Linked DNA regions of Homo sapiens: region 2 is linked to region 1. Evidence: read pairs that join two places in POLR2A ChIA-PET (ENCODE). Cell type or tissue: CD4-positive, alpha-beta T cell. All regions are shown on one strand. Each heading gives the region's core, and the rest is flanking DNA. Links, peaks and the distances in the headings are about the cores only.

What was found. ChIA-PET counts read pairs that join two places held together with the same protein. Peaks named below come from ENCODE experiments on the same cell type or tissue, not always from the same donor. Only the 100,000 strongest peaks of a DNase experiment are listed, where the experiment ranks them.
Region 2: POLR2A ChIA-PET joins it to region 1 with 5 read pairs; 5 of 35 experiments call an interaction of 5 or more read pairs at or near these places.

What each region holds. Positions count from the first base shown.
Region 1 is chr17:36,604,471-36,609,734 of GRCh38, reverse strand. MRM1 (mitochondrial rRNA methyltransferase 1) reads right to left here. Exons shown (of 5, transcript NM_024864.5): 3 at 1,933-2,065; 4 at 1,717-1,836; 5 at 771-1,492. The coding sequence ends at 1,320. Among named protein-coding and RNA genes, the nearest start is that of MRM1, 5.5 kb to the right of the region's middle. In CD4-positive, alpha-beta T cell, for the core only: no CTCF peak of the experiment used is centred there; DNase peaks (open chromatin) are centred at 374 and 704.
Region 2 is chr17:36,724,346-36,729,825 of GRCh38, reverse strand. The region is part of intron 2 of LOC105371750 (a long non-coding RNA gene); the gene reads right to left. Among named protein-coding and RNA genes, the nearest start is that of MRM1, 130 kb to the right of the region's middle. In CD4-positive, alpha-beta T cell, for the core only: no CTCF peak of the experiment used is centred there; no DNase peak of the experiment used is centred there; H3K4me3 peaks cover 869 bases; H3K27ac peaks cover 1,051 bases.

The DNA.
Region 1 (5,264 bases), core at 3-5,002:
AGGAGGGCACCGAGGCCCAGGTGGGTAAGGAGCGCCCCCCCAAGGTCACATAGCAGTCAGGATTGCAAGTTCGGGGTTGCTATCCTCCAAAGCCATGCTCCAGGAGGGGAGATTTTTGTCTCTTAGAAGCCATCTGGCAACGTCTGGAGACATTTCTGGTTTCATAATGAGAGGTCATGCTACAGGCATCTAGTGCGTATAGGTCGGGGATTCTGCTAAACATCCTACAGTGCACAGGATGGCTCTCACAACAAAAAATTATCTGGCCCAAAATGTCAAGGGTGTGGAATTTGAGTCCACCTGCCCTAGTGGTGATTCTCAGCCTTGGCTGCACATTAGACCAATGGTGGCGCTTTCGAAAGCCGGATGCCAGGTGGCGCCACACCCATCATGTCAGACTCTCTGGTGTCAGTGTTGGGTTTTTTAAAGCATGCCAGGTGGTTCCAATGTGCCACCAGGACAGAAACACTTCTATGCTCCTCACACTGCTGGCTCCTGCTGCTTTCCTGGGACCCGAGGGGAGGAGTGCCAAATCTGTCTCGGTTGTACAATCAACGGCAAGCCTGCTCCCAGTTCCTCCCCTTGAAGGGAACTGACTCAGTCACCCGTGGGGGGCCCCCGTGGGGTGGGAGGTGTTTGCTAATTTCCCGTCGCCTCTCATGGGGCTGCAGCCAGGAGTCTCCCCGCAAGGAGGCTGTGGAAGCTGCCTGAAGACTGGACCGAAGAGCGAGGCTGCCACCTAACGGAGGAATTGGCCAGAATCTCCCACGTGCTGAGTGATGTTTTATTTGAGCCTCACAACAACCCTGTGAGGTAGGTGCGGAGTCCCGCGGCACAGAAAGATGAGGCCTGCGCTCAAGGCCCCAGGGCGGGGCCGTGTGTGGGCCTGAGGTGCGCACTGTCTACTCCACATCAGGGCCCCGCCCTCCACCCCCCACATTCTCATACACACATTTGCCACAGGCAATGACTGGTTCAAGAGGAACGGGTCCCCTGGGCTGGGCTGCCTGCCTCTCTGCAGATGTCTAAACTTTCCCTCAACTTCCAGGCAGGGCCTGGGAACAGATTCCCTCCATGCTAGGCCATCATGGCTTCCCATGGAAATTAACAAATCACCATGTCCTACTACAGGTCCAACATCACAACAGGAAACAGCTTCCTCTGGTGTCCACCGCAGTCCCCTTCCCCCCCCCCCAGACTGTGGTCAATAAACATGGGCCTGGTGCACACTCAGGCAGAGGCTCCCCGCACACTGGAGCCGGCGGAGGCAGGTGCGGCCGTCCCTGACTCCAGCACATGAACACTGTGGACAGTCCACGTCAGCCCTCATTTTGCCTCTCTTTCTCTGGGCCTGAAGACAGCCCTGGGTGCTGAGCCATGCTGAGCCCTTCAGACCTGGCTGAGGGTTCTTGGGGGTCTTGGAGAAGCTGCCTTCTCTCCCCCTCTGTGGGGAAACCCTTCCTCTGGCTGCAAATGGAGTGAAGAAGAATTCCTGCACAGACACAAGGACAAGGGAAGAGAGGACGGAGGAGAAGGATGATGTTTAGAGACCTAGACATTCAGGCAGCCCCTCATCTCATCAACGGGATGTAATTTCCCCATTTTGTACATAAAGCAACTGAGGCACACAAACAGCCAGCAAATGGGATTAGAGGGCATCAAATCCCACCTGCGTGATTAGAGGGATAGAGGAAAGGGAAAGGGGAGTAGACTCACCTGCAGCCACAGAGACGTTCAAGGACTCAAGTCCAGGAGGCAGCTGGCGCCGGGGCAGGATGGTGAGGAGAAGCTGGCAGGAGGCCTGCACCTCCTGGGATAGACCTGAGCCCTCATTCCCTGCAGGGCGTGGGGCTGAGGGTTAGGGTTGCCCAGCTGGACACCCAGTTGCTCGGGAAATGTAATCTGGGCACAAACGCAGGGACATCCACCTACCCAGCACAAGGAGAGTAGGCCGTTCCCAGAGGAACTCCAAGCAACTCATGATGGGGATCTCGGAGGACTGGGGATCCTCTGTGCTTGGGCAGCCCACCGTGCCGGCCACGAGCCAGCCCTGCTGGGCTTTGGTCTGAAAGGGGGAAGAAGATATGTTCTAATTCTTTTTTTATTTTAATTTTGAGATAGGGTCTTACTCTCGCTCAGGCTGGAGTGCAGTGGCACGATCACAGCTCACCGCAGCCTCAACCGCCTGGGTTCTGGTGATCCTCCCACCTCAGCCTCCCAAGTAGCTGGGACTACAGGCACTCGCCACCCCACCCGGCTAGTTTTTGCATTTTTTTTTTTGAGATGAGGTTTTGCCATGTTGCCCTGGTTGGTCTGGAACTCCTGGCTTCAAGCGATCCTCCCACCTTGGCCTCCCAGAGTGCTAGGATTACAAGCGTCAGCCACCATGCCTGCCTCTCCTATTCTAATTCATCAAATCTTCATCAGAGGCTGTATGCAGTGGCTCAAGCCTGTAATTCCAGCACTTTGGGAGGCTGAAGCAGGCAGATTACCTGAGGTCAGGAGTTCAAAACTAGCCTGGCCCAGGCACGGTGGCTCACGCCTGTAATCCCCAGCACTTTGGGAGGCCAAGGCAGGGGGATCACCTGAGGTTGGGAGTTCGAGACCAGTCTGAACAACATGGAGAAACCCCGTCTCTACTAAAAATACAAAATTAGCCGGGCATGGTGGTGCATGCCTGTAATCCCAGCTACTCAGGAGGCTGAGGCAGGAGAATCGCTTGAACTCGGGAGGCAGAGGCTGCAGTCAACCGAGATTGCGCCATTGTACTCCAGCCTGGGCAGCAAGAGTGAAACTCCATCTCAAATTAAAAAAAAAAACAAAAAACCAGGCGCAGTAGCTCACGCCTGTAATCCCAGCACTTTGGGAGGCCGAGGCGGGCGGATCACCTGAGGTCAGGAGTTTGAGACCACCCTGGCTAACATGGTGAAACTCCGTCTCTACTAAAAACACACAAAAAATTAGCTGGGTGTGGTGGCACATGCCTGTAGTCCCAGCTATTTGGGAGTCTGAGGGAGGAGAATCGCTTGAACCCGGGAGGCGGAGGTTGCAGTGAGCTGAGAGCACACCACTGCCTCCAGCCTGGGCAACAAAGCGAGACTCCACTCTGTCTCAAAAAAAAAAAAAAGACTAGCCTGAGCATCATGGTGAAACTCTGTCTCTACTAAAAATACAAAAATCAGCCTGTAATCCCAGCTACTCAGGAGACACGAGGATCTCTTGAGACCAGGAGGCAGACATTGCAGCGAGCTAAGATTGCGCCACTGCACTCCTGCTTGGGTGACAGAGTGAGACCCCCATCTCAAAAAAAAAAAAAAAAATTATCCATCAGAGCCCTGGCCAAGGAAGAGCCCAGCCTTGCCCATACATTCATTTATCTGCTGATCCAGTCAATTAGTCAATAGTTATTAAGCACCTAGCATGGGCTCTGTTCTAGGCACTGAGGACAGGGCACTGAACAAAACAAAACAGACCAAAATCCCAGCCTTGTGGAAGGGCAGGTGGGGATGGACTCACTGAGGTGACATTTGAGTGCAGACCTGAAGGAGAAGGAGGAGCACCGTGCAGACATCTGGGGCAAGAACATTCTAGGCAGAGAGATCAGCAAGCACAGAGGCAGGTGCCTCCCTGGCATGTTTGAGAACAGTAAGGTGGCCAGTGGGAAGAGAGGCGTCAAGACAGAAGAAGGAACAAGAGCCACATGAGGTATGGTCTCCAGGGCTACTGGAAGGACTCTGCCTTTGAATCTGAGCGGTACAGAGGCTTTGAAAGGTTTTGAGCAGAGAAGTAACATGGTATGACTTCAACAGAATCACTCTGCCTGCTGTGCTGAGAGCCAAGAGCAGAAGAAAGGAGGCCAGGTGGGAAGTTTCTGCAATAACGGTCAACAGATGATGGTGACTTGCTTGGGCCAGAGTGGTAGCAGTGGAAACAGGCAGAAATGGTGATAATACGGAAATAACTTTAGTTAAGGATGATGCCAAGGTTTTTGACCTAAACAACCAAAGGGATGGAGTTGCTCCAGAAGGAACAAGCGCTCAGTTTTAGAAATGTTAGGTTTGAAATGCCCGCCTGACAGCAAAACAACAACAACAATAACAACAACTGTGCAGTAGGCAACTAGATGAGTGAATCTGGAATTCAGAACCAAGGTCCAGGCTGGAGTATACACTTGGGCGGGAATTTGAATTCAGATAGTATTTAAAGCCATGAGACTAGATGAGACCAACAAGAAATGAACATATACAGAAAAGAGATCCAGGACCAGGTGAGGTGGCTCACGCCTGTAATCCCAGCATTTTGGGAGGCTAAGGCAGGAGGACTTCTTGAAGCCAGGAGTTTGAGACCAGCCTGGGCAACAAAGTGAGACCTCATCTCTACAAAAAAAAAAAGAAAAAGAAAAAAGAAAGAAAAAAATTAGGTGAGATGGTGTGCACCTGTATCTCCAACTACTCAGGAGGCTGAGGTGGGAGGATGGCTTGAGCCCAGGAATTCGGAGGCTATACTGAGCTGTGATTGTGCCACTGGACTCCAGGCTGGGCAACACAGCAAGACCCCATCTCTCTCTCTCTCTCTCTCTCTTTTTTTTTTTTTTGAGATAGAGTTTCACTCTTATTGCCCAGGCTGGAGTGCAACGCTGTGATCTCGGCTCACTGCAACCTCCGCCTCCTGGATTCAAGCAACTCTTCTGCCTCAGCCTCCCGAGCAGCTGGGATTACAAGTGCCCGCCACCATGCCCAGGTAATTTTTGTATTTTTAGTAGAGACAGGGTTTCACCATTTTGGCCAGGTTGGTCTCGAACTCCTGACCTCAGGTGATCCACCTGCCTCAGCCTCCCAAAGTTCTAGGATTATAGGCGTGAGCCACCGTGCCTGGCCAAGACCCCATCTCTTAACAACCGCTCCCGGCCAAGACCTCATCTCTTTTTTTTTTTTGACACGTCACTCTGTCACTCAGGCTGGAGTGCAGTGGCACAATCTCGGCTCACTACCACCTCCACCTCCCGGGTTCAAGCGATTCTCCTACCTCCGCCTCCCGAGTAGCTGGGACTACAGGCACGAACCACCACACCCAGCTAATTTTTTGTATTTTTAGTAGAGATGGTGTTTCACCGTGTTAGCCAGGATGGTCTTGATCTCCTGACCTCATGATCTGCCTGCCTCAGCCTCCCAAAGTGCTGGGATTACATGCGTGAGCCATTGTGCCCAGCTGACCCCATCTCTTAACAACAACAACAAAAGAGATCCGAGGACTAAAATCTGGGA
Region 2 (5,480 bases), core at 165-5,164, 120 kb before region 1:
ATGGGAGCATGTGACAAGGATAAAACATTCACTTACAGCTCAGATGCCTTTCCCTGGAGGCCCCACCCTGGGTCAGATGAAGGAAGCAGTACTGAGCTGTCCAGAAGGTCCTTAGGGCCACCAGAGGAACAATCATTATAAAGATAATAACAGGCTTACCGAGCACTTAGTGTGTCCAGGCAACGTGCTAACAAACCTTCTTCTATAAACTATCTCATCAGTCCTTTCAACCACCCTATGAAGTGGGCTACATTATTGTTCCCATTTCACAGATGGGAAAGGGGCCAGAGAAGTGTCCCCCTCCCAGGCTACACAAAGCCCAGTTCTGCTGACCTAGCCTCTAGTCTTTCACTGCACAGCTTGTCCCCATCTGGCCTTAGGCTTGGCTTGAGGACACTGTGAACCTCTCTGCCCAGGTCTGCCTGCCCCCTTTGCTGGAGAGGGTAGTTCCATAGTAGATGGAGGGAGGAGGATGGCTGGGGGGTTACACACAGTGCGCCCATGACCACAGTGCCCGCACATTCCCCAGTGCCTGGCTTCTCATGGGCACTCCAAGAAAATGTGCTGGAGGAAGGGAGGGAGGGAGGGACCCACAGGTATTAACAGTATATGACCCCTCCACATCTCCACGTGGACAGTGGACTGGGTTATGGGAGGCTCCCATCTCTCAGCCACTGCACAGGCGAGGCATGGATCTGGATAAATACCCCAGAATCAGAGGAACCTGCTCTGCCCTCCCTCAGTAGGAGGCCCCAGACACACCCCTTCCCCTCTCCAGACCTCAGTTTCCCCCTCTGTGCAATGTCAGAATGGAACCAAAGAATTGCCTGCACTGCAACCCCTCCTCATTGCTCTGCCATAAACCCCCAGAGCTCAGGGAGCCCCTGGGTGTCCCCGACTGGCACCCCTGCAGCCGACCACACTGCGGGCACCATCCAAGCGCTCCCCTCGGCCATTCATCCAGGGCCACGGGGTCCTCCAGCTGCCCGCACTCATGCCGCCGCCTTTTGCTTTTGCTGGCATAATGTATGCCCCGTGCTGCCGCCCCAGTCACTCAATCCCGGCCGGTCTGCGGAGGCAGAGATAGTCCTTAATGAGAAGAGCCTGGGCTTTATCTGCTTTCTACTTCAGCCATTATCTCCCCCAGTCTACAGACACGCAGTTACCTCTGACAATAACGCTCAGAGGCAACAAATGCTGATGAGTTTTCTATGCAGTCCGCACAATAAGTCTATCAAAACAACCTCAGAAAATTATGAACCCCCGTGACAGACAAATACAGCCGGCTTCGGCGTGAATTTAGAGCCCCAACGCTACGTTTCTTTTAATTCTTCAGGCTTCCCTTATCTCTGCTGTTCCTCTTCTGGTGAGGAGATAACAGTAATTCTTCTCTGTGCTGGGTTGTTGTTTTTTTTTCTTTCCTTGCCCCCCTTGCTTTTTTTTTTTTTTCCACCCACTGAGTGAGATGTTTTCCATGTCTTTCTGCTTGCTAAAGATAAAGGGTTAAAGACCAACTTATGTTGGGTGCTGGGGAAGGGGGGAGGGGGCAGGGGAGAGGGGAAAAAAGTAATCAGCATTCAAGAGATTGCTATCAGAGAAACCGCGCAGAGAACAGTAATTTTGCTGGCTTCGGCGAGGGTTCTCTCCACTCCACCCCCCCTTTTTTATGAATGCACATAATGCCTGGAGTGTTGGGGGCAGATAAAAGAATTAGCAGCAGCCAGGGGGACGGAGGCCTGGAGAACGGGGGAGAATTAGAATGTCTATCTTTGTCTCTTCCGGCTCATCCAACCAGCAGAGGCTCCCGGCTCGTAAACAATTTAATCTTTTTGCTACAGTTAAAATACAAAGACAGCAAGCCTCCTTCTTCCAAATGGAAAAGGGAGGAGGAGCAGGACAGGAGGAGGAGGATTGGGTTGGGGGCTTGTCGGGGGACATGGTGTAGGATGAGGGAGAGGGAGCTAGAAAAGGGCTGACACCACAAACCTTCCTGCTGCCTGCCTAACCCGTTGGCCCTTGAGACCTTAGAACTGCCAACACTGTCCCCGCTGGGGGACACATACAACCCCGGCCTGGTTGGGTCCAGCCAACCTCCCAGGCAGGAGGCTCAGCCACTGGGGGTGGGAGTCTTGCTCCTGTCAAGGGGCCCTGGTTCCTGTCTTCCTGGGAGGTGGCAGCTGTTGGCTGTCCCAGGATTCTGCCCTTGGTCATCCCACTGTCAAGGTCTGTCCTTTTTTCTCCTCCTCTTCCTTCCTGTCCCACTGGCTTGCTCTTCTCCTGAGCCTAGGCTCTGGTGAGAGCTCTCAAGTCATGCCTTCTCTTCCCCACCAGGATAGGGAATCCTGTGGTGGCTCTGCCCACATGCTCCCCACACAGGGCAAGAGTGGGGCTCACTGCATAGAATGGGGGCTCCGGCTCTTCAATTACTGCCCAAGACCCGCCACGGAGAAAGGCTGAGATGGGATATAAGCATGCATGTGTGCCTCCATCTCTCTTGCTATCTTACATACACACACAGTGGGATGGACAGAACTCGAGGGAAGAATGCCACTTAGAAGGAGGTGGAGCCCTTCTAAAGACAGATCATTTGGAGGGACCTGAAAGTTAACCAGAATAAAGAAGCCTCCTGAGGGGCCCTGCGGGTAGAAGATTAGAGGAAGGCGCACCCTTCCATCCCAGGAAGGCCCGTGGCCCATGCAATTGATCTGCTGGGCATCCTCAGGGTCGATTCTATCCCCATTGCTTGAGGTACCCCCAGAGTGTGGGTTGTTTTAGCCATTCTGGCTGGACCCTTGTCATGTGCAACATGAAAAGTCCAGTTTTCACAGGACCAAGTTGGAGGCTGGTTTCTCTTCTCTGCCCTTGGAGTGCCGAACCCAATGTATTGGCCTTGAATGTACTGCCCTCTCTTGCTTGGGAGCTCTGAAAGGTCTTCCTCACCTCTGGACACCCGAGCCTAGCACAATGCCTGGCCAAGCCTGCCAAGTGCTTGCTAGGTGAAAAAAGGTAGATGAATAGACAAGCGAATGAATGAAGTCAAATCAAACAGGGCAGGTGGTGGAGGGGTGGGTGAAAGAGGAGCTTCCTGGGGCACCAGACACACACTTGAGGAGAGACCACTCAGGAAAAGGATGAGGGCAGAAGCAACAAGAAAGGAGAGCTAAGGGACCACAAGGAGAAGGACAGGGTGTGGTCCAGGGAGCTGGTCGGTCTCTTCATCCCAGGCTCCATCGGCTGGAGCCATCCCCAGGAAGGCATGCGGGAAAATCATGAGCCTTGGGGTCAAGGAATCTGGGTTCTGAGCCACAGTTCCCCATCTGTAAAATGGAAATAGTCATGACCTCCATCTTACAGGGTTGGATTGGCACATAGCAGGGACCCAGCATGTGTTGGTCACACTAAAGAGACGATGTAGTTCCTTGTAATGACAAGCATAGCAGACTCAATAAACCAAGGATGTCAAAACCACAAAACCATCTCGAAGCTCCACAGAGATGCTTTCATTTGTTATTATTATTTTCTTAGTTATCCTTCCACTGCCCTTTACCCCTTGGAAAACAGGCTGGACTGAACCACAAAGTGAGGGATAAAGCTGCTTCCTCCAGCTCCTGTGTCTCCTCTCAAGGCTGGGGAGTGCGGAGTTCAGGAGAAGATCTTTGAGGACTCTGTGGAGGTGGAGTTCTGGCCAAAGGAAGTGGATGTAGTAACCAGCTCTTTCTATAGCTTTGCAGATCATGCCCGGCCTTCTCTCTTTCCCTTTTGGTTGCTTCATGTCTCTGATCTGGGCCAAGCTCTCCTTCCAGTCCCAATTTCAAGCCCCACTGAGACACGCACCCTTCCTCACCCTCAACTCCAATATTCCCCCATGTGGTTAAGCAGACATGGGAGTGGAACATGGCTATGAACACAGGCTTGTATAAACAATATTTAAATTATAATTGAATGTTTAACATTTATATCCTACAATCTGATATCAATTATTTTCAAATGTACATTAAATATTTATCATCTTGATCATATCCTAAGCCAGGATATCCCAAATTGTCCACATATCAGAGTCACTTGGGCAGCTTTAAAAAACATTAGTTCTGAGCCCAAGCCTGGAGATTCTGATCAGTATGTGTGTGTGTGAGACAGACTGAATTTTGGATTTGAGGGGCAAGAAAGTAGATTTCTAAAAAGATCCCAGGTGATTCCATTGAGAAGCCTGGTTTGAGATCTGCTATCTTTAGCCACAAAGAAATGGGCTTCATTTTCTGCATTAATTCAATAAATACTTTCTGAGCACCTGCTATTTGTCTTCATGTGTGTTGGGAGGGGAGGAAGTGAGGGGAGATAAAAAAAAAAAAGAAGCATAGGGTACAATAAAGCAGTCTAGAAATCTCGCTATAGATCCCCACTCCCCAGCTTCAATCCAAAAACCCCACCCATCAGTGATTTCTCACCTTCTGAAATCCACAGGGCTTGGTGCTTGTTCTCTAGTTGGGAATAGAGCAGGAACACACATTAATTAAGGATCTACTAAGTGCCAAACACTACACGAAGGATTTAACTGTACATACGATCACATTTAATCCTCACAAAATCCTTAGTTAGTAGCCGTTATTATTTGCATGTTATTAATGAGGAGATAGAGGCACAAAGAGGCTGAGGAACTCACACAAGTTCCCAAAGCTATAATATAAAGTGCAAAGGTCATCTCCGCCCTCCCCGTTCCCCTAAAATTGTATACTGCCTAAGCACAGGGCTTCTAATTCTATTTCTTTGTTATTAATCACAGTGCCTAGCATTCAGTCATCCATTCAGAAAAACTGATAAATCACCCACTGTGTGCAAGGCACTAAACTGTGGGGGATAGTTATATAAGACCCTGGCCTGAAGGAATGTAGAGTTTAGGAGGGAATGCAGGTAATTGCACAAATAACTCAGAAGCAAGGAGAGAGGCAGCAGCAAGTGATCGGAATTCGGTAGAGATTCCTTCCAGCTTCAGGGACTCAGAATCTCAGAAATCCAGGGTCCTTGGCAAACATTAAGGTCTTATTTCATCAGAGAGGTGAAACACCGCACCCAAGGTCACACAGCTGGATGCGCCATAAATACGTGATGAATTGAATGAGATTATTCACCAACTCCAATTACATCTTAACCACTAATAACTTGGCTCTGGCTCACCTAATGGGATTTCCTCCTTGGACATCAGCCTTCCCTTCCCCCTTCCATTGACATCAGCCAATTAGAGAAGGGCAGGTGCTGTGATTGGGGTCACAGTGAGAGGAAGAGAGGGAGAGGACCACAGCTCACTCCCATTCTAGGCTGAGAAGGTGATCAGTTTCGGGTGCTCACAGCCTCTTATGATGGAGAGTCTGGGAGAAGCTCACCCACGTGGAGAGGGGGCAGATTTGGAAGTCCAATTCCCCTGCCACGAATGCCCAGGAAACACCTGCTTTGGACTCAGCATCCATTATACTCTGAGACCAGCA